Linked DNA regions of Homo sapiens: regions 1 and 3 are each linked to region 2. The links are chromatin contacts, found by Hi-C or POLR2A ChIA-PET in ENCODE. All regions are on one chromosome and are shown on one strand. Each heading gives the region's core, a stretch centred on a gene start or an enhancer-like site at or near the end of the contact. The rest is flanking DNA. Distances are from core to core; before and after follow the strand shown. Region 1 holds the start of SRSF9 (serine and arginine rich splicing factor 9). Region 2 holds the start of C12orf43 (chromosome 12 open reading frame 43). Region 3 holds the start of PXN-AS1 (PXN antisense RNA 1).

Region 1 (3,370 bases), core at 690-3,189, 550 kb before region 2:
TCCCGGCCTGGCGTGGTGGCTCAGGCCTGTAACCTCAGCATTTTGGGAGGCTGAGGTGGGTGGATCACTTGAGGTTAGGAGTTCAAGACAAACCTGGCCAACATGGAGAAACCCCGTATCTGCTGAACATAGAAAAATCAGCCAGGCATGATGGCGGGCGCCTGTAATCCCAGCTACTGGGAAGCTGAAGCGGGAGAATCGCTTGAACTCAGGTGGCGGAGGTTGCGGTGGGCCGGGATCGCACCACAGCACTCCAGCCTGGGCAACAAGAGTGAAGACCTGTCTCAAAAAAAAAAAAAAAATAGTACCTACACCTCATAAATTGTTAAAAATACTAAATACAGGCTGGGCGGGTTGCTCACGCCTGTAATCCTAACAATTTGATCCGCTGAGACGGGAGAATCACCTGAGCTCAGGAGTTCCAGACCAGCCTGAGCAACATGGTGAAACCCCTAATTTATCAATCTAAAAAAATAAGAAGGAAAGAAAAAAAGCTAAATACACACCATGGCACTTGACCCATAGCAACTGTTGAAAAACCACAATGGCACGGTTACTAAATAAGCGAGGCATAGCCTTCTCCGGCTTAGGGGTAAAAATGCCCAGTTCCGGTTTTGAGGCAAATGAGGAGATACTAGGGATGAGCTGTCAGAGTCGACTCTTCAGCCATCAACGCCTCGCGGTGCTTCCTGCCTGCCCTTCCTCAGATGCTCCCCTTGCCCTATCAATACGTCCACCCCAGGTAGGTCGGACACCCTACGAACATTCCGCGTTCCCCGGGAGCAAATGATGCTAGGAAAACAGGGTGCGGGCTCTTATTTGGCCGGAGTGGAGTGACCAGGTCAGCGCCGCAGCTGCTAACCACCACCAACCACAGTTTTGAAAGTTCCTGGGCTTTTTCCGGCCTGAGGGCCGACGCTGTTTGCAAAATCACAAGCACTCCTTAGAGCGGGGTTAGGAATCTAGAGTTTCCAAATCCCTGGAACCTTTAGCATCTCGCCAAGCCTCCCTCATCAAAGGAGGGAAGTGAAATCAGAGCCCCACTCCGGCTGTTTTAGAAGTTTTCCCGAATCCGTGATCCCTTTACAAAGCCCGGGCCCTGGCCTGCGGGGCGGGGCGCGCGAACGGCGAGCTATTCCACCAGAGATCCCTCCACGACCTCCAGCGGCATCCGCGACCCTGCAGCTTGCTCTCCAGCCACGGCGAGCACGGGCCGGGGGAGAGGCGAGCGGGAAGGGCGAACGGCGACCCCCGCGCTGCCCCGCGGCCGCTTCCCCCTACGGTGCTGCCCCAGGCAGGAGGCGGACAAGGCTCATTTGGACCCCCCGAGGCCGGTGCAGGCGGGCTTGGGCCCTCCAAAGGCTCAGCTTTTGGGTTTCTAAGTAAAATATTGGAATAATAAAAATAAAGGAAGTGACGACGGCGCGAAGGACGGCCCGGGCCTGCGAGGAGAGGCTGCCTCATCCTCCACCCGTGAGGGGGCGCCGTGAGGGGTCTGCGCGGAGGCGGGGGGAGGGGAGGCCGGGGGGAGGGGAGCCCTGGGGGAGGGGACAGCAGGGAAGGCGGGGGCCTCAGGCACCGAGGAGGAGAGGGCAGGGGCGCGGGGGCCTCACCGGGGGTCCTCGAAGCGCACGAAGGCGAAGGGCACGAGGCCGTGCCGGTTCTTGAGCTCGATCTCGCGGATGCGGCCGTACTTGTAGAACAGGTCCTCCAAGTCCTTCTCGCGCACGTCGGTCGGAAGGTTCCCCACGTAGATGCGCCCGTCGCCCTCGCCGCCGCGCTCGTCCGCCCAGCCCGACATCCGCACCGCCCGACGCCGCGGGCCCGCCGCAGCCCACGTCGCCGCCGCCGCCTCAGCACGGGTCCCCCCGCAGCGTCCCCGCGGGCTCCGAGGCGCTCAGCCGCACTGCATTGTGGGAACGCGGAGCGGAAGCGAAGGGGTCGGCGGAGGCAAAAGGAGTCCTCTTAAAGAGAACGCGGCTGCGACCATTGCGCGTGCGCGCAGGCCGGCGCCCCCTGGAGGTGCGAAGGGCCTTCGGGCGCTGACAGGGAGAGCCTGGGGCCGGGCCGTGTGGATGCCATCCCCGAGCGCGGTTCGCGCTCGGCTGAGGCGCTGGACAAGTGGCTTGGGCTCCCGCGCCTCAGTTTCTCTCTGTGGCGCCGCCTACCTCACAGACTTGTGAGCACTCACTGACGTGGGTAGCGCCCAGGGCCTGCGGGGCGCAGGAGAGCTGGAGTCAGGCGGAGACCGCAGGCTGACCCCGCAGCGGCCGGGCTGTCGCGGCCCCCACCTCAGGTCAGTAGGCCCCCGGGCCACCCTGTCCCCATTTTACAGTTGCTCAGAACTGACGGTGTCAGCATGAGATGGACTCCATAGCTTGGCCTTGAGTTTGTCGGAGTCGAGGGAGTAAGACTCTTAATGAGTATCACAGCGATCACTATAGAGTGCATCCGACTTGTGCTTTTCATCCTCTCCCGGGCAGAGTCTGAGGCCACAGAGGGGTCAGGAATGGAACCCAGAGCCATGCTCCCATCCTAAGTACTGAGTCCTTATGGAGCTCAGGTAGACACCCACCTTGGCACTTACTTTTCCACATTCACATCCCAGAACGCGGAGCATTGAACCCAGGGACCTTACAGTGAGGCCTTGCACCAGAAGACTTTTTGTTTGTTTTTGATACAGGGTCTTATTCTGTTGCTCAGGCTGGAGTGCAATGGCGCGAACACGGCTCACTGCAGTCTCGATCTCGCTGGACTCAGGTGATCCTCCCACCTCGGGGCGCCGTGAGGGGTCTGCGCTGCGTCCAGCTAGTTTATTTTCTATTTTTTTTGTAGAGAGGCTGGTCTCGAACTCCTGGGCTCAACCGATCCTCCAGCCTTGGCCTCCCAAAGTGTTGGATTACCGGCTTGAGCCCGGCGCCCGGCTGGAATACTCCTAACCTAAAGATTGTTCAGGCTGGGTGCGGTGGCTCACGCCTGTAATCCCAACACTTTGAGAGGCCAAGGCGGGAGGATCACTTGAGGTCAGTAGTTCGAGACTAGCCTGGGCAACATGGGGAAACCCCGTTTCTACTAAAAATACAAAAATTAGCTGGGCGTGGTGGCGTGTTCCTATAATCCCAGTTACGCGGGAGGCTGAGGCAGGAGAATTGCTTGAGCCCGGGAGGCGAAGGTTGCAGTGAGCCGAGATCATGCCACTGCACTTCAGCCTGGGTGACAGAGTGAGACTGTCTCAAAAATAAATAAAGATTTTTCATATTAAAAATGAAACCTGGCTGGGCGTGGTGGCTCATGCCTGTAATCCCAGCACTTTAGGAGGCTGAGGTGGGTGGATCACTTGAGGCCAGGAGTTCAAGACCAGCCTGGCCAA
Region 2 (3,335 bases), core at 677-3,176:
CAGAGGTTGCAGTGAGCTGAGATCGTGCCATTGCACTGCAGCCTGGGCAACAAGAGTGAAACTCCATCTCAAAAAAAAAAAATGCAAAAAAAAAAAAAAAACCCCAAAAAACAAACAAACAAACAAAAAAAACTAGAAGCCGAGCACAGTGGCTCACACCTGTAATCTCAGCACTTTGAAGGTTGAGAAGGGAGGATCACTTGAGCCCAGGAGTTCGAGACCAGCCTGGGCAACATGGCAAAACCCCATCTCTACAAAAAATACAAAAAGTAGCTGGGACTATACATCTGTAGTCTCAGCTACTTGGGAGGCTGAGGTGGGAGGATCATCTGAGTAGGGGGAGGTCGAGGTTGCAGTGAGCCATGATTGTGTCAGCCTCGGTAACAGACTGAGTCCTAGTTTTGAAAAAAAAAAGAGCGAGAATTAGGCAGGAGGAGGAAAGCAGTCCATGTGGAAAGACCAACCACATATTTGCCACCATGTATTGGGCCTTTAAGATGTGCCAAGCACTGTAGATTGCATTATCTCAGTTACTTCTCAACCTTATGGGGTGGGTACTATCACTACCCGCACTGTACAGATGAGGAAATTTAGGTACAGTGAGATTTAAGTACTTTGCTCAAGTTCCCACCGCTAATGAGATGGAAAGGCAGATCTGTAAATAGAACTTGCAGAGAAAACTGTGGTTATGGTACTAGGGGGTGAGAGGGGCAGACTATGGTCTGGAAGCTACCTACAGGAAGTGCAGTATGGCAGGAGGGAAGGAAGGGAGAGGAAGGCAATGGATCACCAAAGGGCTTGTAAGTCCTTTTAAACAAATCCAGCGGTTCTTAACCTTGCTTTGCCATAGCCTTCTCTAACAGCCTGGTGAAGCCCGGTTCTCTTCTCAGAGCAATGTTTTAAATGCATGAAATGCAACATACAGGATTACAAAGAAAACCAATGATACCGAAATTTAATTATCATGATAGTAAACAACCAAACTTGTGATGTATGTGCTTCTTACATCTTAGATATAGAGATGGGTCTAAAAATTAGAGTGGCACATTTTAAATCAGGGATGAGTGTAAATGACTTTTTTCCCCAATATCTTTTTATCAATAAAATGATATATTGATATCTGTATCTGCAAAGATTGTAATGAGATATGAAAATCTGTGACTTCTGTTGGGATAAAGTAACGGCATTGCCAGAACTACTGTGGCTTAGTGCTTGCAAGACGGAAAGAGATGCTAAAATTCAGTCAGAGATGAATAGAAAGCAAAGATGCAACATGTTTTCATTCCAAATTCAAGAACCCTTGGGTTCTATCCATGATTAGGCCCCTTGATGTTGCGGGGCTCTGTATTTATTCCCAGGGCACTAGGGAGTCACGGTCAGAGTGATGTGCTGGGCACTGCTCTTGGCAACAACCTCCAGGGTGGGAGAATGTGTTGGAGGTGGGGAAAGGCTGGGTGCGAGAATACCGGGAGGGGGCTGTTGCAGTTATCTCGAAGAGACGGCAGCCTTCCCAGTGTGGGGCAGTGAGGATAGACCCAAGGAGGCAGAATCAAAAGACATTTGGGTACCTCAGCTTCCCCGACTGGAATAATGAAATACCCTCCCTACTGCACCTGCCCATGCTTTCAATCTGCACTACACCCAGTCCCTGGAGGTCTCTCGGGGAAGGAAGCCGAGTCCCAGTGACTCTCTCCTCACCATCCATCCTCTCAGGCTCCAGGGGAAGATCCCACGCCCCTCAGCCAGTCTCCCCAAACATAGTACCCTACCGGCTCTTGGCTTCCCTGCCACGTGCGGGCGTTGCTCCAAGCCCCAAGCCGGCATTGCCGCCTCGCGGCACCGCTCCAGCTCCTCCGCATCGCTACTGCTGTTACTACTTTCCGAATCGCTCACTGTGCCACTGGGCGCCGCCATCTTGAACCACCGCAAAGGATTGTGGAGAACACCGCCGTTATCAAGCCTCCTTCATGACGTCACGTGAGAGGAGAGGCGCGAGGCATTGTGGGGATTGTAGTTCCAAGACTTGGACCGCCATTGGCCATGAACTGTACTGGGTTGGGGATACCAGGTGGGAATGGGGAGGTGGGCGGTTCTCAAAGGCAAGAGCTAGAAGGGCCTAAGAGATTAACTTCTCCAATCATTTCTTGATGACAGATCTCCAGAGGGGATGGGAATCTCCTAAGGAGTTAATGACAGACCCAGGATTAGTTCCCAGGTTTTGATTCCATGTCATTTATTCTAGTAATTTCCCAGTCCAGCTGGGCCTAAGAAACACCTTAGAGAGCTGGTTAAACTGCAGACTTTTGGGTCTCACAGAAAATACTAACAGAATCAGAATCTCTGATAGGTGGAATCCAGGAATCTGTATTTCCTTTAATAGCCTAGGGCCTTACTACTTAAGAGTGTAGTCCATGAGCCAGCAGCATTGGTAACACCTGGGAGCTCGTTAGAAATGCAGAATCCAGGCTGGGCACGGTGGCTCACGCCTGTAATCCCAACACTTTGGGGGGCTGAGGCAGGCAGATCACAAGGTCAGGAGTTCGAGACCAGCCTGGCCAACATAGTGAAACCCCATCTCTACTAAAAATACAAAAATTAGCTGGGCATGGTGGCACGCACCTGTAGTCCCAGCTACTCAGGAGGCTGAGGCAGGAAAATCACTTGAACCTGGGAGGTGGAGGTTGAGGTGAGCCAAGATCGTGCCACTGCACTCCAGCCTGGGCAACAGACTGAGACTCTGTCTCGAAAAAAAAAAAAGAGAAATGCAGAATCCTGTCCGGGCACGGTGGCTCACATCTGTAATCCCAACACTTTGTGAGGCCGAGGCGGGCAGATCATGAGGTCAGGAGTTCGAGACTAGCCTGACCAACATGGTGAAACCCCATCTCTACTAAAAATACAAAAATTAGCCAGGCAATACTGACTCCCAGGACCCATCCAAGACCAAAAAATTAGAATCTCTGTGGTTAAAATACCTCACAGTGAAGGATGAACAAAATCACTTTACTTTTGTGTGTGGAATGCTGTTTCATGTTTTATCTTTGAAGACAGGTATGTCAAAACTTTACTAAAATAAACTCTCTGGCCTTGAGCTTTTTCTATTTCAAAGAAGAGGAAGGTGACTGATATGGTCTGAATGTGTTCCTCCAAAATTCATATGTTAAAATTGACACCATAAAATAAATAACAGAGAGACTGACTCTCCAAAATAAAGCGTTTATTCCAGAATTGCAAGGAATTGCAATTTGAGATATGCATGCTATAGTGGACTATAGGCACATTAAAAGAGGTTGTGGCAACGAGAAAAGACAAAGTCCACATAAGCTTCTTTAAAA
Region 3 (3,360 bases), core at 491-2,990, 820 kb before region 2:
ACTGAACCCCACAATTTGTTTCCATCCCACTCCCTTTCTTCTAAGCTTTTGAAGTCAGAGGGAGATTGGGAGCTACGTTGTAACACTGCCAAACTGGATGATTGGCTAGCTGGGTATGAACGCTGAAAATTAGGTTTCTACATTCAATCAAGGAGTTTTTTCTTTTTTTACTTAGTTTTTAATTTTTCCCAATTACCAGGCATGCTTCTGATTCACTAAAATGGTTAACAGGATAAAAAAGGAATGTTCCAAGTAAGTTGGTCAAGAGGAGGGCTAGATTCACAGCATTAAAAGCACCACGTTAAGCAAATATAGCAACATTATTATTTGTAAAAACAATCTAGGCGTGTTTATCCGGATTGTTACACAATTCCTTTGGGTTTTGTGTCTGAAAACCTTCTAAGTGTGGGAAAATGTAATACAAGCTATGCTCTACAATGCTGCCTAATTGCTTAAGCGCAGTACAGTCAGCATTTCTGGGCAAGGGAGACCCACCTCAAAGGCCATCCAAAAGTCATTGGACACTTAAGTTTCTTGGCTGACAGGTCCTAAATATGCAACAGCTTGCTTCCTTACAATGAGTCATTCCTGACCTCAGACCTTCTCAAAAATGGAGTAAAACTGTAATGTGCGGCCGGGCGCGGTGGCTCACACCTGTAATCCTAGCACTTAGGGAGGCCGAGGAAGGTGGATCATGAAGTCAAGAGATCGAGACCATCCTGGCCAACATGGTGAATCCCTGTCTCTATTGAAAATACAAAAATTAGCTGGGTGTGGTGTCGCGCCCCTGTAATCCCAGCTACTCGGGAGGCTGAAGCAGGAGAATCGCTTGAACCTGGGAAGCGGAGGTTGCAGTAAGCCAAGATCAAGCCACTGCACTCCAGCCTGGACAACAGAGCGAGACTCCGTTTAAAAAAAAAAAAGTATAAAGCGCGCTCTTTTAGAAGCCAGACAGACCTGGATACGAATGCTGTCATCTTAGGACCCACTTAACTTGCCTGAGCCCGTTTATCTGCAACAGAAGGGACCTATCTCAGGAAATTGTTAACTAAACAGTATTTTCCCAAAAATGGCCTAATTCAGTAGCCGGTGTGAGTAGACCCTCAGCACATAGCAGCTGACTGTCCCTATTTGCGCTGGGGCAACATGAAGAGCAGAGGCGACCCACCCTGCACTTACGATGATCTTAAGGAAGTAGTTGGACTTCCAGGTCGCCCTGTCTTCCCTGGGCATCACGGCGGTGCGTCAGGGATTGCCACGCAGGGTTTAAAGACGATGTCACTGAGGAGAGACAGGGAGCTCAGGCCTGGTCACGCCGACACCCATCCCGCGGTCCCGGGCCTAAGAGGAGCAGGACACGCGCAATCGCCCGCCGGCCCTGCCTAGGGCAGCGGCCGTCATCTCGGGGCGTGCAAGCCGCCACCGAGGCCCCAGGCGGAACAGAATAGGACTCCATGTTCCCAAAGGCCCCCAAAGACCCCTCCATGCTTCCCGCCGGCGACCCCTGGCGCCCATCTAACTAGCACACGAACCTTCCACGAGGACGCCTGGCGAGAGAAGGGCCTCGCGCCCGCGCGTGCCTTTTATAATGCGAACAAAGTAGCCAATCAGAAACCGCGGATAGCGCTCCTGTCTATTGGCTGCGCCATCGCCCGTCAGACAAAGCTGAACGAATACAGGCAACCATTGGATAATATCGCTGCCACTCCAGCCAACGGAAAGCCGCCTTTAAGTAGGGTCGCGAAGGAAGGCGCTGCCTCGCGTTGGAGGAGCTTGCTCTGAGCTGCTGCCACCTGCTGGGCTGGAGCTGGAGCTGGAGCTGCGAATTCGGAGTCCCGGTTCCCTGTGCCACCTGGCGAGCTCAGCAAACTAAAAGGTATGACGTGGAGCTGAGACATAATTGCACATGCTTAGAAACAGAATGGTTTCTCTTTTTTTTTTTTTTTTTGAGACGGAGTGTCGCTCTGTCGCCCAGGCTGGAGCGCAGTGGCGCCATCTCGGCTGACTGCAAGCTCCGCCTCCCGGGTTCACGCCATTCTCCTGCCTCAGCCTCCGGAGTAGCTGGGACTACAGGCGCCCGCCACCGTGCTCGGCTAATTTTTTTTTTGTATTTTTAGTAGAGACGGGGTTTCATCATGTTCTCCAGGATGGTCTCGATCTCCTGACCTCGTGATCTGCCCGCCTCGGCCTCCCAAAGTGCTGGGATTACAGGCGTGACCCGCCGCGCCCGGCCTCAGAATGGTCTCTCGTCTTCTCTAGTTTTTCCGCCTACCAAAACAGAGGGATCCTTTAAAACCTGGCCGGGCGCGGTGGCTCACGCCTATACTCCCAGCACTTCGGGAGGACGAGGCGGGTGGATCACCTGAGGTCAGGAGTTCGAGACTAGCCTGGCCAACATGGCAAAACCCCGTCTCTACTAAAAATACAAAAATTAGCCAGGTGGGGTGGCGCATGCCCGTAATCCCAGCTACTCAGGAGGCCGAGGCAGAAGAATCGCTTGAACCCGGGAGCTGTGAGCTCTGCAGTGAGCTAAGATCACACCATTGCACTCTAGCCTGGGTGACAGAGAGGGACTCCATCTCAAAAAAAAAAAAAAAAAAAAAAAAACCTAAGTCAGCTCATCTCCTTATCTGCTTAAAACTTTCCGTTTCCTACAGAGTAAAAATCTAAAACCTAAAGTACCTACAAGGCCCTTACCTATCTGTCCCTCACGCCCACTCTGATCATCTCAGATGTTTTCCTCCTCACTTACTTGCTTTCTACCCAGATGATGCTCTGCTGCTTTTCCAGAGCAGGCTTTACTTGGGGGCTTTTGCATTAGCCATTCCCTCTTCCTAGAAAACTAGCCAACAAACATCCATAGAATAATTCACCTCCATCAAATCTTTTTTTTTTTTTTTTTTTTTTTTTTTTTTTTTTGAGAAGCAGTCTCACTCCGTTGCCCAGGCTAGAGTGTAGTGGAGCAATCTCAGTTCATTGCAGACTTGACCTCCCAGGCTGAAGTGATCCTCCCACCTCAGCCTCCCAAGTAGCTAGGACTACAGGCACACACCACCACGCCAAGCTAATTTTTTGTACTTTTTGTATAGATGGGGTCTTGCCATGTTGCCTAGGCTGATGTCAAACTTCTGGGCTCAAGCAATCCTCCCACCCTGGCCTCCTAAATTGCTGGGATTACAAGAATGAGACACCTTGCCCAACCCTGAGATCTCTTTTTTTTTTTTTTTTTCACTGAAACCTATGGAATTATGTATTAAATGATCCCCAAAGAATCAGCTATTTCAAAATTAAAAATTATTACAAAGAGCTTCATACATCATGTTATATCCTATATCACACACCATAAAACTGTCAGAAGTA

The links. A loop is a pair of places that touch in the nucleus more often than their neighbours do. ChIA-PET counts read pairs that join two places held with the same protein, here RNA polymerase II (POLR2A). Pooled maps may share reads with other maps.
Region 1: a loop to region 2 is called in a map with no recorded cell type, with 11 times the contacts of the local background. The contact joins the promoter of SRSF9 here to the promoter of C12orf43 in region 2. A Hi-C loop is called at or near these places in 2 of 37 single-sample maps with no recorded cell type and 8 of 50 pooled maps. POLR2A ChIA-PET finds 5 or more read pairs at or near these places in 3 of 52 experiments (B cell, Caco-2 and OCI-LY7).
Region 3: a loop to region 2 is called in a pooled map, with 11 times the contacts of the local background. The contact joins the promoter of PXN-AS1 here to the promoter of C12orf43 in region 2. A Hi-C loop is called at or near these places in 4 of 50 pooled maps. POLR2A ChIA-PET finds 5 or more read pairs at or near these places in 3 of 52 experiments (GM12878, activated T-cell and naive thymus-derived CD4-positive, alpha-beta T cell).

What each region holds. Positions count from the first base shown.
Region 1 is chr12:120,467,809-120,471,178 of GRCh38, forward strand. SRSF9 (serine and arginine rich splicing factor 9) reads right to left here and starts at 1,940. Exons shown (of 4, transcript NM_003769.3): 1 at 1,614-1,940. The coding sequence starts at 1,801. It also overlaps a transcript of DYNLL1 not described here. RefSeq lists silencers at 1,179-1,348, 1,599-1,898.
Region 2 is chr12:121,014,561-121,017,895 of GRCh38, forward strand. C12orf43 (chromosome 12 open reading frame 43) reads right to left here and starts at 1,927. Exons shown (of 6, transcript NM_022895.3): 1 at 1,770-1,927. The coding sequence starts at 1,914. It also overlaps a transcript of OASL not described here. RefSeq lists enhancers at 1,106-1,621, 1,593-2,102 and a silencer at 1,830-2,023.
Region 3 is chr12:120,199,551-120,202,910 of GRCh38, forward strand. It overlaps PXN-AS1 (PXN antisense RNA 1), which reads left to right and starts at 1,741. Exons shown (of 4, transcript NR_038924.1): 1 at 1,741-1,876. It overlaps RPLP0 (ribosomal protein lateral stalk subunit P0), which reads right to left and starts at 1,561. Exons shown (of 8, transcript NM_001002.4): 1 at 1,533-1,561; 2 at 1,180-1,281. The coding sequence starts at 1,233. RefSeq lists enhancers at 1-206, 1,247-1,316, 1,717-2,076.